Linked DNA regions of Mus musculus: all the other regions are linked to region 1. A link is a loop called in an ENCODE intact Hi-C map of the cell type or tissue named here. Cell type or tissue: left cerebral cortex. All regions are shown on one strand.

The links. A loop is a pair of places that touch in the nucleus more often than their neighbours do. Peaks named below come from ENCODE experiments on the same cell type or tissue, not always from the same donor. Only the 100,000 strongest peaks of a DNase experiment are listed, where the experiment ranks them.
Region 2: a loop joins it to region 1, with 2.6 times the contacts of the local background. A loop is called at or near these places in 2 of 42 quality-filtered maps.
Region 3: a loop joins it to region 1, with 3 times the contacts of the local background. A loop is called at or near these places in 2 of 42 quality-filtered maps.

Annotation. Positions count from the first base shown.
Region 1 is chr2:173,542,507-173,550,506 of GRCm38, reverse strand. No RefSeq gene overlaps it. Among named protein-coding and RNA genes, the nearest start is that of 1700021F07Rik, 24 kb to the right of the region's middle. In left cerebral cortex, a CTCF peak has its summit at 3,970 (motif pointing right); a DNase peak (open chromatin) is centred at 3,990.
Region 2 is chr2:173,347,568-173,355,567 of GRCm38, reverse strand. All of the region lies in intron 1 of Gm36911 (a long non-coding RNA gene), which reads right to left. Among named protein-coding and RNA genes, the nearest start is that of Gm36911, 4.8 kb to the right of the region's middle. In left cerebral cortex, no CTCF peak of the experiment used is centred here; DNase peaks (open chromatin) are centred at 1,575, 3,070 and 3,475; H3K27ac peaks cover 690 bases.
Region 3 is chr2:173,268,873-173,276,872 of GRCm38, reverse strand. Pmepa1 (prostate transmembrane protein, androgen induced 1) reads left to right here and starts at 340. Exons shown (of 4, transcript NM_022995.3): 1 at 340-785. The coding sequence starts at 689. In left cerebral cortex, a CTCF peak has its summit at 311; DNase peaks (open chromatin) are centred at 1,491, 2,101, 3,353, 4,359 and 3 more places; H3K4me3 peaks cover 2,879 bases; H3K27ac peaks cover 1,761 bases.

The DNA of each region.
Region 1 (8,000 bases):
GATCTCTGCAGACCCCTACAGCACAGTCTTCTCCACATAGGCCAGCTGCTGATCTTGCCTCCCTCCCTTGGGAGGGGTTGGATGCTCCCCTGATCTCTGCACTATGGGGCTTTTACACATCTGGCTACCTGCCAGGGCAGAGAACCCTCCCACTCCTTAGTGCTCCCAGAGACCTGTGCTCCTCTCCAGCTCACTCTAATAAGTAGAGTGCTCCTTGGAGCCACTGTGAGAACGTTGGAAGGGTAGAGGTTATGGTGGGCCCAGTAGGACAGCGTTCTTTCTGAGTGCCAGTTTCCCTACCAAGGGGGACGACTAGTGGATCCTGAAAACTTTCCGCCAGGCTTTGACCTTTGGGGTCTATTTGTGATCGTTTTGGACCTAGAAAGGCATGTTGGCTCTAAGGAACCAACAGGTCACTAGATATGTTTGGGCCAGCTCTGATCTCATTAGCATCCTGCCTGGTTTGCTGAATGATGACACTCGAAGGTCATGGTCTTGGGTCAAGCAGAGCCAGATAAACAAGGCAGGAGGAAGTCTGTCTCAGAGATTACTTGGCTGTCCGTCTGGGCAGGTGTGAAACCCATGGAACTGACTCTGAGCACAGGCTGGCCTCTTGGTGTGGCTGCAACAGTACCCGTGGGTGGCAGGTCTGTCTCTTTCAGGGAGCTCTAGGCTGCATGTGACGTCTCTCACCTAGCTGGGCCTGACCCATGCAGGTCGTCCAGGAAAATCTCCACATGGTCAGCTGATGCCGGGCTCAAAATTACTGTTTGGTTGACTAACAGGGACCGTGGTCTTGCCGATTTGACAGTGAAAGAACCCTTCACTATCTTCCTTTGGAAATGTACTCTAAGATCCAATGAGCTGCTGAGAAAGAATACAGATACAAGATACATATATCTACAGAGACACCGGTCCATAAGGGTCCAGTGTATAGGCCCATGCATAATTAATAGGAGAGCTAGATGTATTTCTGTGTGTAATTCACACGTCTGTAACCGCCCCCCCCCTCCAATCTCAGAGCCAGATGGGCTGTTGACTCTTTCCTTTGGAAACCGGCTCCGCACAAATGATTTAGGCATAATTTATATGCTTCCCCAGTGACAAGTCTTGGCCCATATAATTAGCTGTAATGATAAATACAAATAAAATATGGGATAATATGTGGCCAATTACCCGTGCCAAAGCTATAATTCCATCTGTGGGGATGATAAACCGCCGAGAGCGGCAGTCCTGTGGGGTTGGCTCCCAAGACCAGAAATCGCCTGACAGTTGACCATATGATGTGAGGTGCAGTTGTGTGGTGGCATCTGAGGCACAGGGAGCTGGGCAGATCAAGCTCCTGAAGAGAAGGGCTTGAGCTGAGTCTGCCTGGACTGGTGAGCCTCAGGGACAGGCCCACTAAGCTTCACACAGTGTCGCCCTGACCTTCCAGTGAGCATGCAGAGACACAGGCCAGGCAGCAGAGCAGTGGGAGCCTGAGGCCTGGTCTTGAGCAGCCTAGCTCCAGGCCCCAATCAGTGGGGATGACTTTGGGGAGGCAGGACTCTGAGGACCTTGTGGGACATGACTGGTGTTCCCAGGATAAATGCAGAAACAGGCTTAGAATCACTGGTAGCTGCCGAACAGGCTTGGTAAAGATGAGGGGCAGGTGTGAAACTGGGTTGCACTTAGCTCTCCGGGACTCTCAACACTTGGTTAAGTGGATCTCCTTTGGCCATCCTAGAGAGCAGCTACTGTGTCACAGGGCCTGTGGAAGGCAGGAAAATGGCTCCAAAGATCTCAGGTCCCGATCCCATTACTTGGGAAAAGTTGGATACAGGTGACTCAAGGACCCAGAGATAGGGTGAGTGTCCTCGGGGGACCCTAATACCATTGCAAGGATCCATGGAAGAGGAAGGTGAGGAAGATCTTAGACAGACAGGAGGACAGAGTGACAACCCCAGGAGACAGGTATGATGAAGCCAGGTGTGTAGCAAGCCACACCCAGCACTACCAGAAGTTGGTGTGGCAGGCTCTACCCCAGAGCTGTAAGTGGGGGGGGGGGGGCAATGCCTGCTGACGCCTGCTGTGTAGTTTGAGCAGGTTTGGTCCCCATAGATTCATGTATTTCAGTGCTTGGCATCATTAGGAGGTGTGGCCTTATTGGAGTAGGGGTAGCCTTGTTGGAGGAAGTGCATCACTGTGTAGGTGAGCTTTGAGGTCTCCTGTGCTCAAGCTCTGCCAAATGTGGAAGAAGGCTTCCTCCTGGCTGCTTGAGGAAGACAGTCCTCTTCTGCTGCCTTCAGGTCAGGATGTAGAAGCCTCAGCTCCTCCAGCGTGATGTCTGCCTGCACAGTGCCATGCTTCCCGCCATGATGATAATAGACTGAACCTCTGAACCTGCAAACCAGCCGCAATGAGATGTTTGCCTTTATAAGAGTTACCTGGGTAAAACCCTAACTAAGACACCTGCTTCAGGCTTGTGCCCCCAGGCCATGAGAGTCAAGTGTTGCTGCCTTAAGCCTCAATTTGTAATGCTTGTCACATAACTGTGGGGCACCCACCCCTTCCAGGCATGTGGCAACCAGGCATGTGGCAGTTGCTTGGAGCCACCTCAGGGGCCTCCACGTACCTTACTGACTTTGGAAGTCACTGTATTGGGTCTCTATGATGTTGTAACTATGTCATCGGCTCAGAGACTTAGATAGGATATATGACCTCATAGCTTTAGAGGAGGGCACCTGGCAGCTCCACCAGAATCGGTCGTGGCAACCCTGTGCTCTTTTCTAGAGGCTCCGGAGGACATCCTCTGTTGTACAAGACTCCTCTGACCCAAACAACGGCCATCTTGGAGAGTTTGCTTGCCAAAGGTCACCTCAGCTGGGCCTGTTGGATGACTACGCCATCCTCCCATAGCGGGACAGGGAGACCAGAGTCTGCAGCCACTTGCTCCACACCACCTACAGTATCCAACTTTGTCCTAACCGCATGAGGCATTGGGGAGGGCACAGAACGTACAGGCCAAGTAGAATAGGAGAGCGACTCCATGTGTGTAGTTATGGGACAGTTGTCATCCCTGCTGGGTGGAGATTTTCTAGTGCAGCCTTTTACTGGGGGGATCTTCCACACTTTTGTAGGTAACTCTTCATTCTATGCTCTGAGAAAGTCCAATAAACTTATCAGCCCCCCCCCCCCAGAGTGAATTTTAGTGGAATGGTGTCTCCATTTATCACTGGGGCCTTAGGAAGGAGGAATTGCTTATGTGTCCCCTTGGGAAGGAACTTAGCAACGGCCCATTCCCTGGTTGTTCCATTTTCTAGAGGCTGCTGAGGGTGGGGAAGAGGGCTTTGTCTCCTGGCCAGGAGCATGAGGAATTTAGATGCCTGAGCCTATGGGAGTCCACAGGGTAATGGGGAGAGGAGGGGAGAGATGGGCCAGGGCAGAGCCAAAGCTATTACAAAGAAGAAGACATCATGCCTTGGGCTCAAAATATAAGGACATGCTGAACTAAAATAAACTAATAACCAACAACCCAAACCACACCTGTAATCAAGATAAATGACATTTTAATGCAATTTTAAAAAAATCAAAATTAATGCCAAAAAATCTATGCAAACAAAATACCAGGGCTTTAAATAAAGACAGATGAATTACAGTGTTATGCTCAACAATATTGGAGCTAGAGGCAACAGAATAAAATCAGTGAGAGGATCCCTTATTTACTGAAGACTTCAATATTTTATACAACATGAGACGTTTGTATTGACTTTAGGTTTTAAAAGAAGTTATTTGTAGAGTGCTGATTTTTAGTGCATCTGCTTTAATTTTCTACCCATTTTTATCCCATGTTTGGAGGTAGATGGCAAACCAGGTGACAGTTTTCCCAGAAGGGTGGCGCAAGCATTCCAGGGTCAGTGCTCTTCCTGTGAGTGAGGGCTCAGCACCTGCTGAGCAAACAGGCTGAGGCTCTCCGCAGCGGGCCTCTGGCTCGTGCATTGTTGCAAGGGTCCAGCAGGGGGCAGCATGGCACCTCAAGTCCCGCCTGGGCCAGGGGCATTTCGTTTCTACAAAGGTGCCCAGACAAGAGAGGGAGGCAGAAGGCTGCTGGAAACCCCTGCTCTGGGGTGGTGGTGGGGTGGGGTGAGGCGCTGAGGGGGTGGGGGACTCCAAGTTATGGCCATGGTGAACTGCGTGGTTTTATTGCATTTGAATTGAAAACAAACAATGAATACTGTGCAAGATTGAATGTGAATGTCACACCCGTCTCACCACAGTCATTCTGGCCTGGACAGACTCTTCCTTGTGAATGCAGGTTGGGGTGGGCTGGTCTCTGCCACACCCTGCAAGGTGTGCCCTGCTTCTCTGCTCCACCTTGTCTGTCAGTAGGGATGAGCTGCCCCGGAAGGCCGAGAGCATGAGTACCATATTTTGGCCAAGCCTTGACACAGCGTTCCCGCCACATAGCAAGCGGGTGGCAGGTGGCGGGTGACATCACCCCTGGATGCCCCCTGCCCCTTCTGGGGTCATGATGGAGCACAGTGCTGTGGTCTTGGCCAGCCTCAGACTCCTGGGTCTTCCTCGATAACACATTTCCCCACTGAGTGACATCTTTGCCTCCCACGGGACATGCAGGGAAGGCACCCAGCTGTCACAGTGTTTGTGGGGTGCCAACTATGGGCCAGGAGCTGTGGAAAGGTTTTGGGGGTTCACCTCTCCAGGGTCCTGTCTAACTGCAAGCCAGTGGGGACGCAGGGCTGCTGGACGCAGGGCTGCTGGGCTGGGAGCCCAGAGTGAGCGATAGGGGAGCAGGGACAGGGGTGCGAGTGATAAACAAGACTGAATTCCTCTCAGGTGATCATTTAAAGTAGACTGGATATAGCGTGGGTGATGAGTGTTTGGGGAGTCAGGGCATCTTGTCCTGAAAGAGCGGCTCCCACTTCGGCATCCCGATGCCGGGGAAGGACTTGATTTTCATTCTTTATTTTGTGCCGTTGACATTTTATTCATTTTCTGTTTTCAAAAGCCAAGAGCACATCCTTCGATAATTTGAAAGGAAAATCACAAAAAGGTAAGATGTTCAGGCAGAAACCCATTTAGACATAAATGAACCCCAAATCAGTGATTCTCAGCAGGAGGCTACAAGAAGGTTCTGTGAAGACCTGCAGTTGACTGAGCTTGGCATCTGGGGTCTGCCCCATCCATACTGAAGGAACTGGGTGAGCCCAAAGCATTTGTTGCAGGGACTGACCACAAGCCGGGAGTCCTGCTTACTTTACTAGATCCTTGCAGTCAGAGAGAGAGACAGGGAGAGAGAGAGAGAGAGAGAGAGGGAGAGAGAGAGAGAGAGAGACAGACAGACAGACAGACAGACAGACACAGAGAGAGACTCATTGTTATTTGCATTTTCTCAGAAAAATTGAGACCCTGAGATAAACCATCCAAGGTCATAGAGCACAAAAGACTCTAGATTCAGAATTCATCCAGAGCCAACTCTTGACACCCTTCAGGATTCTGTCCCTTACGGTTCCTTGTTACTCTCACCGGTTTCTAGCTGAGGACAGTCATTACTGACAAACCAGGACCTTTGAGCACAGTGTCCTTCAAGGCATGAGGGATGAGAGCCAGGCTGCTAGATTTGTCTCTCTTTCCTCTGCCATCTCTGATGGGGAAACTGGGGCTCAGAGAGGCCAAGCCACCATCTCTCTCCTACAGTTAGTGTGGTTGGCTCCTGCCATGTTCCACATGGGTAGGTGGGCCTGACCCAGGCTTTGAGGTACTGGAGTGCTGTGGGAGCCATGGGGAGCTGTGGGCACCTTGGTGACCATACTACCCCAGCTCTTCTCTTCCTGAGGGGTCCTCTACCCTCCAACCTCCCCAGTTCCCCTCTGCTCCTCATTGTCTCCATCCCCTGAGATCCCCCATACACTCTCAGCTCAACAGTGACCTCAGCAGGGGTCCCGAGAGGCTCTTTTCCAGAGCACAGCCCCTTCTCTTGCAGCTTCGGGTCCATGGCTGCTGGAGTCTTGTCTTCACAAGGCCAGCAGCTTTGTGGCTAGCTTTCATCTTGCTCTGGGACAGTGGCAAGAGTACTAGGAGGAGTGATTGGATGGGTGGGCACAGGCCTGGCTTCCCTTACACAGGCGTCCTTCCTGGGGGTGGGATGACCTGAGCTCTCAGTTGTGGACTGAGGATCTGTCAGTCGGCTGAAGGACTGGAACTCATGGACAGGGCCCCGCCTCTTGTAGCACAGGGAGATACGTTGGGGGTCTTTGAGCTGACTGTCCCATCTGTGTCCAGGGCCTTTCCCTTCCTGGCAGACTGGAGGTCTAGTCCTCCTCCTTCCTTGCAGGTGGAGATGGCCCTAGCCCCATCACAGTAGAGGCCAGCGCTTAGCAGGCCAAGGTGGTGAGCTTGTGAGTGTGGTTCTGAGATCTCCCTTGCAGGCTGAGGGTGCGTGGGGGAACTTGGGAGAGGCCGAGTTTTCTGTGCTTTCTTCAAGAGCCTCCCTCTGCAGGACATGGGGACAGCATGTGGTTGTTGAGTTTTGGCTTCAGGTTCAGGGCAGACATGGGCCTCACAGCTTTGAAGCAAGTCTGTGTATGTGAGCCAGGCCCTGCGTGCGTGATGGGACTGCCTCTTATTGGTGAACAGAAGAATAGGGAATGCTGGCAGCCAGGCAGGTAACAAGCCCGGCAGGTGGGCTTCCTCTCTGGTACCTTTCTCCCTTTGTGCAGTTCTACAAGGCAGACTGAGGGAGGAGGGACACAATGTGGAGGACATGGAGAGGGGGAACGGGGACAGTGACAGTGACGGCTGGCTTTTCTGTGGGTGTCTGGCTGGTGACCTTTCGGAGAAGTAGATTCAGAAGTGACTGCTATTTGTCGAGGTGCAGTTCAGAGACATCAGATGGAGTTGCTACCTCTGTGAAAAATGTCAGGCCCCTGCTGTCCCTGACTGTGGAAAGTGGATGCAGCAGGATCCAAGCTGAGATCTGACACCCCCTGAGGAAGTGTGTCCTCAGAAAACGCTCGCATGTCTACTCACTTGTGGAGATGATAACCAGTGGCCTGTGTGAGTGTGTGTATGTGTGTGTGTGTGTATGTGTGTGTGTATGTGTGTGTGAGTGTGTGAGTATGTATGTGTGTGAGTGTGTATGAGTGTGTGGGCATGTGTGTGAGTGTGTATGTGTGTGTGAGTGAGTGTGTGCATGTGTGCCTGTGGTATCCAGTGACCTATTAGTGTATGAATGTGTGCCTGTATGTATGTGTGTGTGTATGTACCAGTGTGCCTGTGCATACGCATGTGTGAATGAGTACATATGTGTGCACCTGTGTGTGTGCACACTGTCTTTCTTTCTCGCTAGACTCCTTCATCAGGGTTTTGTGGAATGGTCAGAGTAGAAAACAAAGTTTCAACTATTTTCTTCCAAGAAGTATTTTTGGGAAAACTATGACTGAGACAGTAAGAGAACTGGCACCAGGTTGGGGTAGGGTCCGAGGATTTGGTGGCTCTGATGCCTGGCCTTGCTTCCTCTCCAGAGCAGCAGAACCCTTTGCTCCTTGGCAAAGCCCTGAGGGGCTGAGCCCTGGTTGCCAAGGCCCTGCTGCTTCAAAGGCACTCTTTGGCTTCTGCCCCCAAGGCCATCTGTATAGATCGAACCCCGCAGAAATTTGTCACACATGGGTTTGCCACAGGCTCAGCCTGCTGGAGCTTCACTGTGGTCTCCTGTGCCTCGATGTGCCCTGATGTCCTGATGCTTAAACTCAGACTCCAGAGTCCCTCCCTGCCATTTGAAATGTGGAATAAACCCAGAATTTCTTGAGCAATAGCTGGTACACAGCAGGTGTGCATGGTTTACAGCAAGTGTGCATGGTGCACAGCAAGTGTTCATGGTACACAGCAAGTATGCATGGTGCACAGCAAGTGTGCATGGTGCACAGCAAGTGTGCATGGTGCACAGCAAGTGTGCATGGTATACTGCAAGTGTGCATGGTACACAGCAAGTGTGCATGGTTTAC
Region 2 (8,000 bases), 190 kb after region 1:
GTGAAGAAATGTCTTTGTGAATCTTTGTTGTTGTTAACAACAACAACAACAACAACCAACAACTTTGTAGAAAAGCACTCCCATACCAGATTCTCTGTGTTCAGTAAACACAAGCAAATCCCATTGTTAGGGGCACACACACACACACACACACACACACATACACATACACACACACACACACACACATACACACACACACACACACACACCACATACACAAACACACACTGGGCATACATGATATACAGAAAGACAGCATGGAACAGACTAGACACATGCAACAGATAGACAACATAGAGGCCAGGAACCACAGTCTACAGACAGACAGAAGACACAGGAGAGAAGTGGAGACCTCGGATTTGTGCTCACTCTTGCTTTCACTATTTCACAAGCAGGTCTCCGACCTTGTTCCTTACTACAGCATCGCTATCGGTGCACAGCACCCTGGGGCCTTCACTTGCTGGTGGACCTGGGCAAGGGTTTGCCCAGTTCACTCTGCCTCAGTTCTCTTTCCCTTTAAGCGACTGACCCAGCTCTGCGGGGAGAAGACCTTTAAGAGGGAGATGTGACAGCCTGGTGCCTCCTTGGAGCCTGGGCTGTCCTCCATGAGCTCTTTCTCTCCTATCACGATGATATTTGAAGATGGTGGTGGTTTGGCTCTAAGGACAGTCCCTTACAGCACTGGGTTACCAGTGATGACTTTAAATCAAACAAGAACTCCATTTTGTTTCCTGCCTGAGACACTGTCTTCTCTACCTTCCTCAGAAGCCAAATAGCCAGTGTGTGTGTGTGTGTGTGTGTGTGTGTGTGTGTGTGTGTGTGTGTGTATGTGTGTGTGTGCATCCCAAAAGGACTTATATGCAGAGGCACTCCCTCTCATGACCCTCACGTGAGTTTACATACGCATACGCACAACACATTCTCAGAGGTAGGTGTGTCTCTGCCATGCAGAAACTCAGGCCAAACTTGAGTCTGGAATATCAGACTTAAGGAGCCTTTGCTGCAAGTATCTTTCTGGGACAAATGGCCTCTGGGGAGCCAGGAGGGACACAGTGATACCCATTCCTTTGACTAATAAGCTGTGAGCTTTTAGACCCCACTCTGATCTGCCAGGGGACAAAGGATCAGTGGGAAACTTTAGGGGCCCTTGCTCTCCATGGTGACCAGTGGCCTAAAATGGGGCTGTGCTGAACACCCTTCAGGATCTAAGATGGAACTGATCCAAGGCCCAGATGTCACTAGGATGCCAAGGCCCAGATTCACTACCTGCTTGTTCCAAAAGAGCTGGAGAGAGAGACACACAGAACCAGGTTTTGCTTGTTGCTAACGACAGAGTCGAAGGCCGAGAAGCCCGGAGAGTGAACGCACAGTGTAAGATGTCAGTGGAGATGGTGACTCAAACACATCCTCTGGCCACTGTCCTGGTCAGCTGAGTCCTCTCCGCATGAAGCCAGTGTGGCAGCTTTTCCATTAAAATCTCCATTTGCATGGTTTCATGGCTCGGTCATAAAGTGAGACTCTACAGATAAACAGGAGCCCTGTGGGAAGCTGGCTCTCAGCTTTCCATCCGTAATTGTTTTCTATGTGACTCACTGGCTTGCTCTGTGTTCTGACGGGTGCTGGGCAGTGCTACAGTCGGGGTATCACACAGACACTGGGGAGGGGTGGTCATAACCTTCCTTGCCCCTGACTGACTGATGTTGCCCTGCACTTTAGATCTCTTTGTATGGTGTTCTCAGTTCCCATGCCTCTGACCTCACACTTCACACTGCTGTCCACGATGTGCACAGTTGGGGCCAGTACCACAAGCCACAGGCTACGACCATGGACCATAAATGCCCTGAGACTCACTGGAAGGACAGCCAAGGTGGGTTCACCCAGTCCTCACGGGGTTCTCTTGTGGTCCAGAAATAATACCCTGACACTCTGTTATTTCACTACAGTGTTGAGCAAGACCCGTTGGAGACAATCCCAGGAGACTCCAGTGGGGACCGTGAGCCCACCCCAAAATTCCCCAACACCTCAGACTCTGATCTCCACTAGGTACACAGGCCATCTGCTCTCTAACCTCCTAGTGAGCAGGAAACGTGAAGCTTAGAGTAATGTCCCATTTATGCATCTGTGCACACTCTGACACAGGTACATGCCCACATGTGCACACACACACATAAAGATACAGACACACTTGCATGTGTGTATATATGTGTGTACACATATACAAAGATGCACAAACAAGCATACACACGGACACATTTATATGTGCACATACATGCTTACATGGGCACACACACAAATACACATGTGCACACATGTGCTTACTCCACAAATACACACCCAGGAACTGTTGGAAAACATGTTAACAAAAAAAATAAACAAACAAGTTGGGAAGTGGAGAGCAGCCTCTCCTTTGTGTGTTCTTAGAGTTTCTTTCATATCCCAAAGGGAGAATGGGGAAAGGACTCTCTACCCTGCACAGAACTGGTCACATCTTCAGAGCTAGATCTAGGGCTTCAAGGCAGCCTGGCAAGCTATGAGCAAAGCAAGACATTTGTGAACAATTCATGGCTGCAGGAAGGGCCCAGAGCCACGGGTTTCTGCTTTCTGCCAGGCCAAGGGCAAGCACACGCACTCAGAGACTCAAGGCAGGACAGACTCACATTCTGTTTGACCTTGGGGTCAGCAACTCTCTAAAGAAACAGATCACATAGATGCACTCACACAGACATCACACACACACACACACACACACACACACACACACACACACACACACACACACTACCCTCTGAGCAAGACGGAACCCTCTCCCCTGAAGGATGAAGGACGAGCCGAAGCCACGGGGACCCAGAGTCTGCACATTCTGCCCGCACTCCATTTCCTGGCAGTGTTCAATATGAACTTGGCAAAAAATCAGAAGGCAGGGGCTCAGGAATGAAGGGATGGAACGAATTACCCTGAAGATCAGACGCTCGGGCTCAAGCCCAGGTCCTCGCAGAGTCTTGCGTGAAATCTTACAAGCAACATAAACAGAGTCGGGGCCAACATCACCACCAGAAATATTCAATAATAAAAGCCAGCTGTGGCCCCAGCCCTTCCCAGGCAGAGCTTATGGTTCCTGCCACTGGGAACGCTGACAGAGGCAGAAACTGCCAAATGAGAGCCAGTTTCCTTTCCTCCCAAAGAGGGAAGTGTTTGTGAGCTGCAGTCTAAACATTCACTCAAAACTCCAACCGTCCATAAAAATAATTTAAGATGCAACTTCTCGGAACCTCAACTGATGAGATGGCCAGACCCTGGCTGATCCTGTTAGGGACAGGCGCTTTGACTCTGGATCTCTAGTTCTGAAAGGCGCTGGGTCCCTCTCTGTAACTTCATCCCAGGTTCTGGAATCCAGCATGCTGGGAGAGGGGGTGGAGTGCTGCATATGGTAAAAACCCACAAGGCTGGGCCAGATATGGAGACAGAGCCCTGCAGCTACAGCCCTGTCCGCTGACCATGGGATCCCAAAGGAGCTCTGGTGATAAAATCCAAGCTTGGCAGGAGGCACAGCAGGGTGGGGAGGACGCCAGAGGACTTGAGTTCTGTAAGGTTCTGTGCTCTCACTTGCCTCTCAGAGAACACAATGGTCACACCTACAGAGTTCAAGTCCAGGGCGTGGGCTGTGTGGGTGGAGGAAACAGACACAGGGTCAGCTCAGACAGGGTGTAAGTCAGCAAAGAAAGAGGAGGGAGGCCCCAGGTGGATGAGTGCCAAGTTCAGAAGATAGTTTGATTGGCATCTCTACCCAAAAGACCAAAACAGTAAAGTCAGGTCTGGGAGCTGGCTCAGTGGGCAAAGTTTTTGGCACACAAGGCTGAGGTCCTGAGTTCGGTGTATGTGCAACCCCAGTTCTGGGGTGGGAGGTCGGGCATCCCTGGGGCTCGCTGGCCAGCTGGCCTTAGCTAGGCAATGAGCTCTGGGTTCAGGGAGAAACGCTGTCTCATAAAAAAAGTGAGGAGTCACAGAAGACACCTAATGTTGACCTTTGGTGTCGACATACATGAATGCATATCACAGATACACACATACACACCACATCACACACACACACACTCCACATCACATCACATATACACACACATACCACATGACATATATACACACAGCACATCACATACACACACACACACACACACACACACAATCATATACACATACATACATACCCACACCACATCACATCACACACACACCATATCTCACACACATACACACACACACACACTACATCACATGCACACACATCATACACACACACATATATACCACATGACATACACACAAAACACATCACATACACATACACACACGTGCACCTGAATACACACATGCACACACACAAAATTAAACAAAATCCAATTTAAACACACACATACACAGCAGAAGAATCTTGAAGAATCATGAAAGAAGAAAGCCCACGGCATTGTTGACTTAGGAATTTCACAGAGGATGGAACATGGAAAGTGGATTGCTGAGGGATGTGTAGAAGCTTCCCTAGGACCAGTGAGCCACAGACACAGCATCTCAAAGACAAGGGAGAGAGCCCAGCCTGTTGTTGAAAGCTTGCAGTGCACGGATTGGACATCACCCCCTGCAGCTCTATCTGTCCCACCCAGCATGCACTGTTGTGGTTTCTGTAGCTTTGTCCCCTCTTTCCCTTCCCCTTCCCCTTCCCCTCCCCCTCCCCCTCCCCCTCCCCCTCCCCCTCCCCCTCCCCCTCCCCCTCCCCTTCCTCTTCTTCTTCCTCTTCCTTGGCATCAGCTCAGTGGCTGGCATATATGTGTCTTTCATATTGAAGCAGGCTTGGGATCAGCCAGACTCACTCTGGAGTCAGAGATCTAAGCACTTTCAGACCAAAGTGGTGACCTCTACACATGGGGAAGGCTACAGAGAAGGTGCGGGAATGGGGTGCAGGGGTTCTAGCCTCAGAACACACAGCAGCATTCTCCTGGCAGGCTTATGGTCCATCAGGGATGGAAGATTCCTTCTCCAATGGGGCCGGGAAGGAGATTTGGTAAGGCTCTCTAGAACACAGCATCAGGACAGTGCCCAGCTGCCTTCCTGCTTGACCACTGGCAACCATTTTCCTCCATGTCAGTGGGGTATGTGTGGCGAAGCAGTCTCACTTTAAGCTGAGAGCAACTGCACCATGTCAGGCTAGAAAAATACCACGAATGAGCTTATGCCCATTATAATGGCCTTATGGTGACTCCACTCAGGAAGATCTTCCGGCCCTGGTGGACCAAAAGCCCTGTGAGACACATACTATGCCTCACCTGCTTCCTTGCTCCCAGCCTTCCTGGAATGCCTTCAGTCAGAGATAGTTAGCCAGGTGCCCTGTTAAACTGATCAGAGACCCATTGAGGAGTCAACCTGAGGCACTTGCCCAGGTCTCAGAGTCACTTCCCCTTCCGCCTGCTTGATGTCTATCTCTACCGAGTAAATCTCACCAAAGAGTTCAGAGAATCTGGAAAGAGAGTCAGATCTGCCGCTCCAAGCAGGAAACTCAATGGCAAAGGAGCTGCAGTTGGGGGCAGTGGGGGGAGGAGGTTACTTCAAAGGAGCCTTGAGGAGAAGTGCCACCCTTCTGTCTACATCTGTATTTATTCCTCCTTCTCCCTAGCCTTCCATGATGGAAGTGGAGCCACGCCTCGCCAGACTTCTATGCTGCCGTCATCAAAGGCACCGGAAGATATGGCCCTCGGTTATGACAAAGACAACCTCCACACCTGCCACTCAGAGCCAGGTGCTGCCCAGCAAGCAGACTGGCATCTGTTTCCCATCCATTTGTGTCTGCACAGAGGAGTTCTGTAAGGGCCTCTGCGGTGAGGCCTCTCTGAGGGTGTGGTCTGAACGCTTCTCCCTTTGACGAGATGATGACAGCCACATAACTGACTGCAATGACCTCAGCTGTCACAGGGCCGTCACAGCACCCACACTGGATATGGGGTTGGCCCCAGGCCTTCTCTCCTGCCTGTCTCACCTCAGAGTGCTTAATCCTCCTCTCCATACTTAGAAATGGTCAGTGAGGGAGGGATGGCCTCTCCACTCCACACACGTGCTCTCAAAGTCCTGGAGGGATTCCTCCCCCTCGACGCCTTCAGTTAAATCTCCACAGTACAGTTTTAAAGCAAAGTTAAAAGGCAGGGCAGATGGCCCAGTCGGTAAAGCATTTACTGCCCAAGCTTGATGGCCTCAGTTTGGATCTTCACAATCCATACAAAAAGCCAGTCTGGGGCTGGTGAGATGGCTCAGTGGGTAAGAGCACCCGACTGCTCTTCCGAAGGTCCAGAGTTCAAATCCCAGCAACCACATGGTGGCTCACAACCATCTGTAACAAGATCTGATGTCCTCTTCTGGAGTGTCTGAAGACAGCTGCAGTGTACTTACATATAATAAATAAATAAATCTTTAAAAAAAAAAAAAAAAAAAAAAAAGATCTAGAGTTTTTTAAAAAAAAAAAAGCCAGTCTGTGGCACAGGCCTGCGATGCCAGCCCTGGCAGGAAGTGACAAGAGTATCCTTGGATCTTATTGGACACCCAGCCTAGCCAACTGCTGAGCTCCGGGTTCATTGAGAGCTCCTGCCTCAATAAATAAGGTAGAGAGGGAAAGAAGAAGACAGTGAATGCCAGCCTCTAGCTTGCACACGTGCACACACATGTATATACACACACACACAGTTAAGTCCACTCTTCCCTTACAGCAGACCACTGCCCTGGGACAGCACTCTGGGACCCCATCCTGCAGATATTCAGGCAAAAGCCTGCAAGTAATGTGGCTTGCCTTTTTGCCTCTTTCCTTCTTCCTTCCTTTCTTCCTTTCTTTCTTTCTTTCTTTCTTTCTTCCTTCCTTCCTTCCTTCTTTTCTTTCTTCCTTTCCTTCCTTTCTTCCTTCCTTCCTTTCTTTCTTTCTTTCTTCCTTCCTTCTTTTCTTTCTTCCCTTCCTTCCTTTCTTCCTTCCTTCCTTTCTTTCTTTCTTCCTTCTTCCTTCCTTCCTCCCTCTTTCTTTCTTTCTTTCTTTCTTTCTTTCTTTCTTTCTCTCTCTCTTCCTTCCTTCCTTTCCTCCCTCCCTCCCTTCTCTCTCTTCCTCTTCCTCTCTCTCTCTCTCTTTCTTCCTTCCTTCCTTTCTTTCTTTCTTTCTTTCTTTCTTTCTTTCTTTCTTTCTCTCAGCCTTTGAGGGTCATTCTGTTGTTTAAAAAATAGAAGGGAGCTTTCTCCCCTTTCCCTCTTGCATCAGCTGGGCCATGACTCTGAGGCTGTCTCCTCTCCACAGCCTTTTCTTTGGCTGCTCCCTGAAGCTCCCACAGACCCTACCACCCTGGAGATCACTGCTCAGCTTTAGAGACGCCTTGTGTTGGGATGTAATGGACTCTGGCCTCTATCTAGTTCTGTTGGGGTTCACAGAAGTTTGATGTATACCTATTGTCTGCCAGAGAATCAAAGCTGCCAACACTTCCCCAGCACCAGGCACAACTGCATATGTTTCTCCTCACAACAACCTTGGTGGGTGCCCACAAGCTGTCACCCACCTGAATGCAAAGGGATACCAAGGTACAAAGAGGGGCAGAGGCATCCACGGTCACTAGGGTCCTTGTGGAAGAGATGAGATTCAATTGCATTTCTCTGCCTAAGCCAGGATCCTACTCTCCCTGACAGACTGGGATGGACCCAAGCAGAAGCCATAATCTCAAAGTGACCTAGAGCAGCAAGTGACACCCCTTCCCAGGGCATGAATAATGACTCACCCTCCCCCACCAAACTCCAGGAACCCTGTCCAAAGCAGACCTGTATGGTCTTCACATCAGGGCTCCGCCCAAGCGACCTGCTGAGGGCCACCATTCAGAGCCCACCCAGTCTGCAGGCAGATTTCATTCTTCCATAAAAGGAGGTCCGTTTGCCAAGGGAACCTTCCAATCAGAAGTAGTAAGCGATTTGCTGTAACTCAAACTCGGATGTGG
Region 3 (8,000 bases), 270 kb after region 1:
CCCCAAAAGCCTGGGTGGAGGGCCCCAGGGGCAGGAGTTGGAGAGGAGAACACCTTAACTTTTCGTCTTGATTCTTGTTCTGTGTTGTGACCGCCGCAGGCACGGGGGCTCCCGCGGACCGGGCCTGCGGAGTCTCGAGGGCGCTGGGTCTACGCAGCGCCGGCGACCGGTCTACATGGACGCTAGGCTCGGGCCCTTTAAGAGCCCGCCCCGCGAGCGACGGGCCCGCCCCCCGGGCCGAGGAGGGTGCGGGGGCCGTCGGCGGGGATTGGCGCAGCGCGCGCCCCCTCCGCGGCCCCCGCGCGGTGGGAACCGGCAGCCCCGTCTAGCGCTGACGTCAGACCGTCTGCCTGCCTCCGACCGCGGGCGCGCGGCGCAACCCGATCTCCTTGGACTTGAATGAGGAGCGGGCGGCGGCGCTCAGCTGCGGATCGGCCGGCGCGCAGGCTGAGCCCGGCGGCCCCGTGCCCCGGCCGCCCGCCCGTGCCCCGCACGCCGCCCGCGGCCACGGCCCGCCGCCCCGGGGCTCCCGCTCGGCGGCCGGGGGACCCAGCTCGCCTCGGGGACCTCGGCGGCGCCCCGAGCCCGCGCCGCGCTGCTCGCTGTATGCGGGGCCCGAGCCCCGCGCGCCGGCCGGAGCCGCCCCCGCGCCCCGCGCCTCGCGCCCCGCGCCGCCCGTGACCGCTTGATGGGGGTCAACGGCACCGCCGCCGCCGCCGCCGGGCAGCCCAATGTCTCCTGCGCGTGCAACTGCCAGCGCTCTTTGTTCCCCAGCATGGAGATCAGTGAGTGTGCCCTGTTCCCCCCGGGACAGCCCCGTGGGATCCCCGGCCCGGGACATCGGGATCGCGTGGGGACTCGGGGGCCGCGCGCCTGCCTCGCCCAGGCTCCCCGGTTGCGCTCGCCGCGCCCGGGGCGCGCCCTCCCGGAGGCTCGCGGCAGCTGGCGGCCGGCCCGGCTTTGTCCCGCGGCGCTGCGAGCCTGGCACGGTCCCCGCCGCGCGCGCCCCGCCCGGCCCGACTCGGACCCGGGGCTCGGCGGGGACGTCGCGCCTCTTGGGAGGGCCAGGGGAGCCGGGTCGGGGAAGTTTCCATTCCGTTTTCCCTAGGGGCCGCGGCGATGGAGCAATTAGGCTCTTTATCAACTTTGGGCGGGGGAGCGGGCGGGGGAGACACTGTCTGGCCCGGGAGGTGTCTGGGGCTCCTGGCGTGTGTCTGGAGTGGCCATGGCGATGCGTCCCGGGTTTCCGTGCGTATGTAGAGTGCGCTAGTCTGTCTGTCTGAGTCTCCGCGCGTCTTTTGGTGTCTGTGGTTCAGAGTCGCGGTCTGTGCCGGCCGAGTGCGTGTCCGAGTGTTCCTGCATCTCAGTGTGACTGATTTGCTGTGTGCTCGTGGCGGGGGTTGGGGATATGATCTGGATCCAGCCAGATTTAAGGACCGTTTGTGTTCAGGTGTCTGAATCCAGGGCTCAGCGCTGGCGCGTCTAGCCCACCGCGGATCCCCAGTGTGTGTCATTGTGAATGTCTGTCCCGGACTCCTATAAATAGCCTCTGTCTGGACTGCTTGGCTCACTCTGGCTGGGACGGTGGTTACAAATGAGTCAAAGTTTTGGGGCTGTTTGTGTTGAGACCTCCTTGGAGGTGGTAGACTCAGGGTGGTGAGTGCCCCGTTTGAACCCCATCCTGCACCTCCAGAAGTTGAGATCAGCGAACATCTACTTCCTTGTGTGGCCCACCCAGGTGGCTGTTGGGTTGGGTGGAGAATTGAAACCTCATTCCCTACCATCTGCCTCTAATCTGCGCTCCTCCCCTAACCCACATTTTTGGGGAGGAGGGGGTACCTTTTGCCTTTCTGTTTAGTTTCTCTATCTTACCCCAAAGCACTTAGGGCAAAAGGGTACACAGCCTCCCCCTAACCCAGACAGCGGTCCTCTGTGGAGCCCAGGGGCAACTGCCACAGACCTGGGCAGTCGCTAGGTGACTCATAAGCTGCTTTCTGCAGGCAGCTGCCACAGTTTGCACCCCCGCCCCAGCACCCCGCATGTACAGTAAAGCATCAAGGGTAAAAAATAGCCCACGACCGGGCCCCACCTGAGCAGAGGAAGTAGGTTTGGGTGGTGGGGCCCTTGTGCCGAATTTGACTCACTGTCTCCCAGTCTGGAATTGAAATTGAAAGCCTTGGCGTCACTGAATCCCACTTCTCCCCAGCTGCCTTGCTGCCTGCCCCAAGACAGGAGATGTCAAGAAAACCTGCCAGGAGCCAGTGCCATCAGTCTGTGATCTTTCCTTGGCACCAAACCCTAAGGCTTCCCAGGAGCCCCTGTGCGACGATCAGAGAGGTTCAGGGAATTTACCATCTAGAGGATGTTAGTTTTCTGCACGTGTCTGGGGAGAGGCTGACCCTGCTCTGTGGATTCCTCTCTTCTCTCTCCTGGAAATGCCCTAGGAAACCTCCCGTGGAGGTTCACTTTGTATGACAAAGACCAGTTGGACATTCTGGTCTTGTCTTTTCTCTGAAAAAACAACAAAAGACTTCAATCTTAATTTTGTCCCTTCGTTGAATCAGCTCTAGTACCAGCAAGATGCTGTCAAGTCTGACAGCCTGAGTTCCATCCCTGGAACTCATTCGGAGAAGTAGAGAACAGACTGGTAATTGGCCCTAATGATATCTTGGTTGAAACCAAGATGGCTTGAAGCTCTTGGTGGTAACCGGTATTTGCCCCCATCAACATTGGAATAAGAGGCTCGCCCAGGCTTGGTGCCTGGAAATACCCTGTCACCACCCGTTAGTCCAGGATTGTCCCCACTTTGTGTATGCACAGTCTACTTACTAAAAGAGAGAGTGAAACAGGGAGGGGCTCACTTTAATAATGTAACAGTGTATTGCTAGTGTTCCCTGAAAGTCTGAGTGAAGGAAGCCTTAGGTTGGTGTTTCCTGGAATTTCTTTGTTTCAAAATGTAGGAAGGGGGGTGGGAAGAAAGACCTCAGGCTGTTTTACCTATAGGGAACTCCTGTTAGTACCCGCAGGGGCACTCTCCCTGGGGCTTCTCAGGACACTCTTCTAGAAGGGACTTTAAAGCCTTCCTCTGCCTAAGTGCGCCGACTTTCTGATTCCATCCCTGTACTCCGGCCTTGGCTGCAGTGCTGGTGGCTTCCCTCTGGCCCACTGCTCCATCCCGCCCCATCCCGCCGTGTACTCCTCAGATGTCCTGTGTTCGTGTCAGAGCCAGGAGGAGCTGAGTGAGCTTGGAGCTCTTGTGCTTCAGGTAGACATGAAGGAAAAGGAGGTCGGAAGCTTGGCCAAGTTGTCTCTCTTGGACCGCACGTGCTGTTCCCTGAATTTGGAAACTTGGGTGGCAGATCTTAGCACCTAAAAGAGTTCTTTGGGGATGAACCTGAGTGCGCAGCCTGTGTCTCGCATGGCTGTTTGGAGGAACCACCGCTTGCCTCATAAACACATTTCTTGGAACTTTACACCTCTTTCCCAATCTGTTCCATCTCAGAGTCGAACCCCTGGCTCTCCATTCCCGCTTTAACCTGTGGCTGAGAGTACCTTCCAGACCGACTGAGGCGAGTTGGTTTTCACTTTACCAGGGCCCTAGGGGGTGGCCCTTGGTGGTAGGAGATGCACAAGCAGCTCCGTTGGTTAATACCACTGTCTGCCAGGGTCCTTGAGCCACCTAATTTCTTCCCCAGCCCTCTAACTCAAACTATTGCAGGGCTCAGTGGGTGAAGTGCTTCCAGAGGTTGGTGACAGACGTGCAGTTGTAATCCTCATGCTGAGGAGGTGGAGACTGAGGGTTTGCTGGCGAGCCATTCTAGCCTGATAGTCCAGGCCACAGAGATAAGCTATCTCAAAAAAAAAAAAAAGAAAAGAAAAGAAAAAAAAATAGGGGTCTGCGAAACGGCTCAGCAGGTAAAGGCAATTGCTGCCAAGACTGATGATCCGAGTTCAAGCCTCGGGACCCACATGATGGAAGGAGAACCAACTCCCCAAAGTTACATGTATGCTCACACGCTCACCCACATGTGCTCACCCCCACCCCCACCCCCTACCCACACACTGTTCTGAACCCTTTGCCACTCGGAGGACATCCAGTTTTACCTCCCTTGGTTTGTTTGACGCACACAGTTTGTGTTTGATACTGCTTGAATTCAGGGCGACTTAGCCTCTAGACCCGGCCAGGGAGCTCTCTTGTTGGGAGGGGAAAGCTGGCCCATGCAGGTGGCCTCTACCCACCAGACGCTAGTACCTTTCTCCTAGTTGTGACATGCAGACTGTCTCAGGCCTTCTGCAAGTGCCCTCCTGGGAACCACTGCTTGCTTCAGCCGAGCCAGCAGCCTGGGTGCTAGAGGGACTGACCGGTCAGAACCAGCTGCTTTTCCTTGAAGTTGGCACCCACCACTCATCCGCTCAGCCTTTAATGAGCGCCCGCTGTGTACCACAGGGGAAGGAAAGAGGTGTCTTCAGGAGATGGTGTCAGCCTGGGTGTGTTTGGTGAAGGTTCTGGCTGCAGGGCAGACGGGTGTTTCTAGGTCCAGGGTGAATGGCGCATATTGGACAGCAGTCACTTTCTTCCTTCTGCGCTGGGACTTTTAACCCACAGGTTTTCTGCTGTCTGGGTTTTAGGTCATTAGGCAGCAAGGGAGTTGTGTGGTCTTGGGCCAGACAGGCCAGTTTAGTGTTTGTCAAGGTACAAAATAACTGTTTGCACACTTGGGGATGACCTCACACTCGTGGGAGCGCTTGAGCTCACAAGCATAGCGACCGTTCCTTGCTACCCTCCCTCTGAAGGAGAGAGTGAGGAGGGTCCCATCAGCCTGGAAGGTGGATTTTTTTTTCCTTCTGTTCTTATAAAGAGGAAAGCAAGGTGGTGTCAACCGGGGGTGACAAGCCTCGAAAGCAGGGGCTTCAGGGGAGGGAGGGGATGAAGCTGGCAAACCCAGAGCCCTGGCTTAGGTGGGTGGGCAGGCCACCAGTTGTTTAAAAGTAAGGAAATGTCCAGCTGCTGATGGAAATAATCAAAGCAGAACGCTGTGTGGTGTGGCTTTCTCTTCTGCAGTGTCACCACCCACAGGCAGGCCTGGGAGTCTTACAGCGGAGCTTGAGAGGCCGAGACCCTTACTTTCTGAAGTCACACAGGCGCTACCTCACACAGGTGCAGCTAAGTGTCTGCTTTCTGTGTGTCCTAGGGAACCCCGAAGAAGGTACCTTGCTTCCCCCCGCCCGGGAAACAGCTGTCAGAGACCAGTGTATCACGGTTGACAGCCACCACAGTCACCACGGTCACCCTGTGTTGTACTCAGGTAGGGAGCTGGGAAGCATGTCCCTCAGGCCACCATGGATTGGAAGTATAGCTCAGTGGTTAAGTACTGGGCTGCTATGTGAAGCTGTGGGTTTCATCTCTAGCAGTACAAAATAAGTGCGTAATTAATTAATAGGTAGGCTTCCCACTTCCACTCAGCCCATCGGCAGCGCATGTGCGTGTCCACGTGGACCTGACCTTTCAATTACAGAGTGCCTGGGTGGTGAAGTGGCGGGAAGCCCCTAGATTGATTAATGAGTTGATTTTTCTGGGCTGAAGGTGGAACCCACAGCCTTGTGAGCCAGGCAAGGTCCCCACCACCAAACCACAGGCTCCGTTGCTCCTGGGTTCAAAACGCTGGCATCTTTTATTTTACTTTTTTTTTCTTTCACCAAGAACACCTACAAAACTCACCCACAAACACAATCCACCATTGAGTGACCCATCCTGCACAGTGACCAAAATTCAGAGGGACGTATGAGCCCAAAGTTGTTGCTGCTGCCTTACCTCCTGTCATGTGACCTGTCTGAAGGTGGTGGTGTCAAAACACCCAGTCATTGTCTCTTCTCAGCATAGGGGATGGGAGTGGGCTTAAATGTAACTATTTTGCCATGTCCTCTGCCGGTCACAGCCTGGCTGCCTTAAAAAGCTTTTGCCAAAGGCAGGTTTCCCCATACGCAGACCAGCTGGGAATGCTGGAGCCCACAGGCTCACCTGGGGTGCTGACCTTGAATTCGGGTAATCGAATATTGGTGTCATAATCCTCTTCTGCCAGGCCCACCGCAGACAAGCTGGCAGAAACCCCAGCATGCCTGCCCTGGCACAGGAGGCCCAGACAGTGTCTTAGGGCTTGCCAGCAGGGTCTTTTAATCCCAGAAGCTTTGGGGTACAGATGCCGGGGCAGAGGCAGTGAGGAGGTACTAACTTGAGCCATGAAGTCAACACCGCCTGTGACGTCCAGATACCCCACTGGGTCCAGTTCACAAGACCGGCACCCTAGGGGCAGATAAGAGACCAACGGTTTGGGAAATCACGGTTCCTGCTTAGCTTCCAGTACAAAGGCCACTGGAGCTCTGGATGCGAGGGATAGGGCCCCTGTTCTGGTTCTGCCCGGCCTCGTTCCCAAAGTGGGCTGTGACCCTTCTCAGAGTCACGTGTTCCCATCCAGTGACACTACAAAGCCAAACCCTGACACCGTGGGTGGGGGTGGGGTGGTCTCACCAGGGCCTTGTCAGTCACTGGCAGAAGCCACTGTCATCAGGCTCGGGGAAGAGCCCAGGGTGGCTTGCTCATAGCATGGCTTTGGCACTGTGGAACCTGCAAAAGTTTGAGGTGTCAGCTTTCTGGGAGCTGCAGAATGGCTTTCCTCCTCTGTTGCCAGGGTGACTGGGAGATGTTGACTTATTTCCCTCTTACTGGTTGGATCTGGAAGAGGTTTTTGTGTGCCTGGTACATTTTTTTCTCTCGGTCTTAAAACCAGCCCAGTGAGAGAAGCAAGGGTTACTACCAATCCGCAAATACAAGAATGGGATCTGAGAGGGGAAGACACTTGTCTGAGGTCACACAGCCGGCAACTGATGCCCGCTCGTGCTTAGGTGCGTTCTGCCTCCATAGGGGCACCATACCCAGTGTTCTTTGCAAGATTTACCACGGCAGGGGTTGTTAGCACTAAGGTCGCAAGCTCCTGTTGTGTGACTTGTTGGTAAGTGTGCTTAGCCCATCAGCCGCTAACAGTAAGCTCCCAGAGACAGCCCATTCCACTTAGCCAGGGCCGGACATTCCCTGGAAATGTGTTTGTCCCTTAGGTTCTGTGGGGACACCAGCACACCATGTGCAACAGCTGGGTTTGACATGGGACACTGACTGACGTCCCCAGAGGGACCAAATCCAGATATTATTGGGGACATCACAGAACGCCTTCTAGCATTTGTCTCACGCTATCGCCTTGTGTCATTCAGGTGATTGACAACTGGGAACACTCTAAGAGCTGCTGAACATTCCAATGGGAGAGTCCCAACTGGGCTTCTGGTCCTCTGTCCTTGAACCTTCACACCTGTCCTGCCGGTCACTAGGTGTTTTGTGCAGTCGTCACTTGGCGACTGTTTTTTTTTTTTTTTTTTCTTTAGTCACCAGTGTCAGAGATGCTGAGTTTGGAGTCTGTGTCTGTTTGTGGTAATGTCCCCCGAGCCTGGTGGGCACCTCCTAGACCTTGGTTAGACAGGGAGGCAGGCAGGGTAGGAGTGAGGCACAGTGGCAGATGCTGGGGTCTTCACCACTGCTCTCAGCCAGTCGTCTGTCACCAAATCCCACTGATGAGGGATGAGAGAGGCTGTGTTGACCCCCAAAGTTTCTAGGAGCTGAGGTGTTCATTCCTGCCTGTTTGAATATTCCAGGCAGATCAGGATGCGGTCTGGGTATAGGCTTTGAAGACCTTCAATTTTGAGGCCAGCTGAAATCCTTCCTGCATCTCTGCTTCTTACCCCTCCGTAAGAAGGAGGGAGACGTGACACCCATCTTGTGGGGTTGTGAAGGCAGCTGATCGAGCTTTCCTGGTACAAGTTATTTCTAATGCTCAGAAGTTCCAACTCTTTGGGGGCAGGAAGCTGTGCCCCGTCCTCCTACCCACCGCCTCAGAGATTTCAAAGCTGAGTCAAGGTGTAGGAGCTGAAATCTGCACTGTGCCCATTCTTTCTTA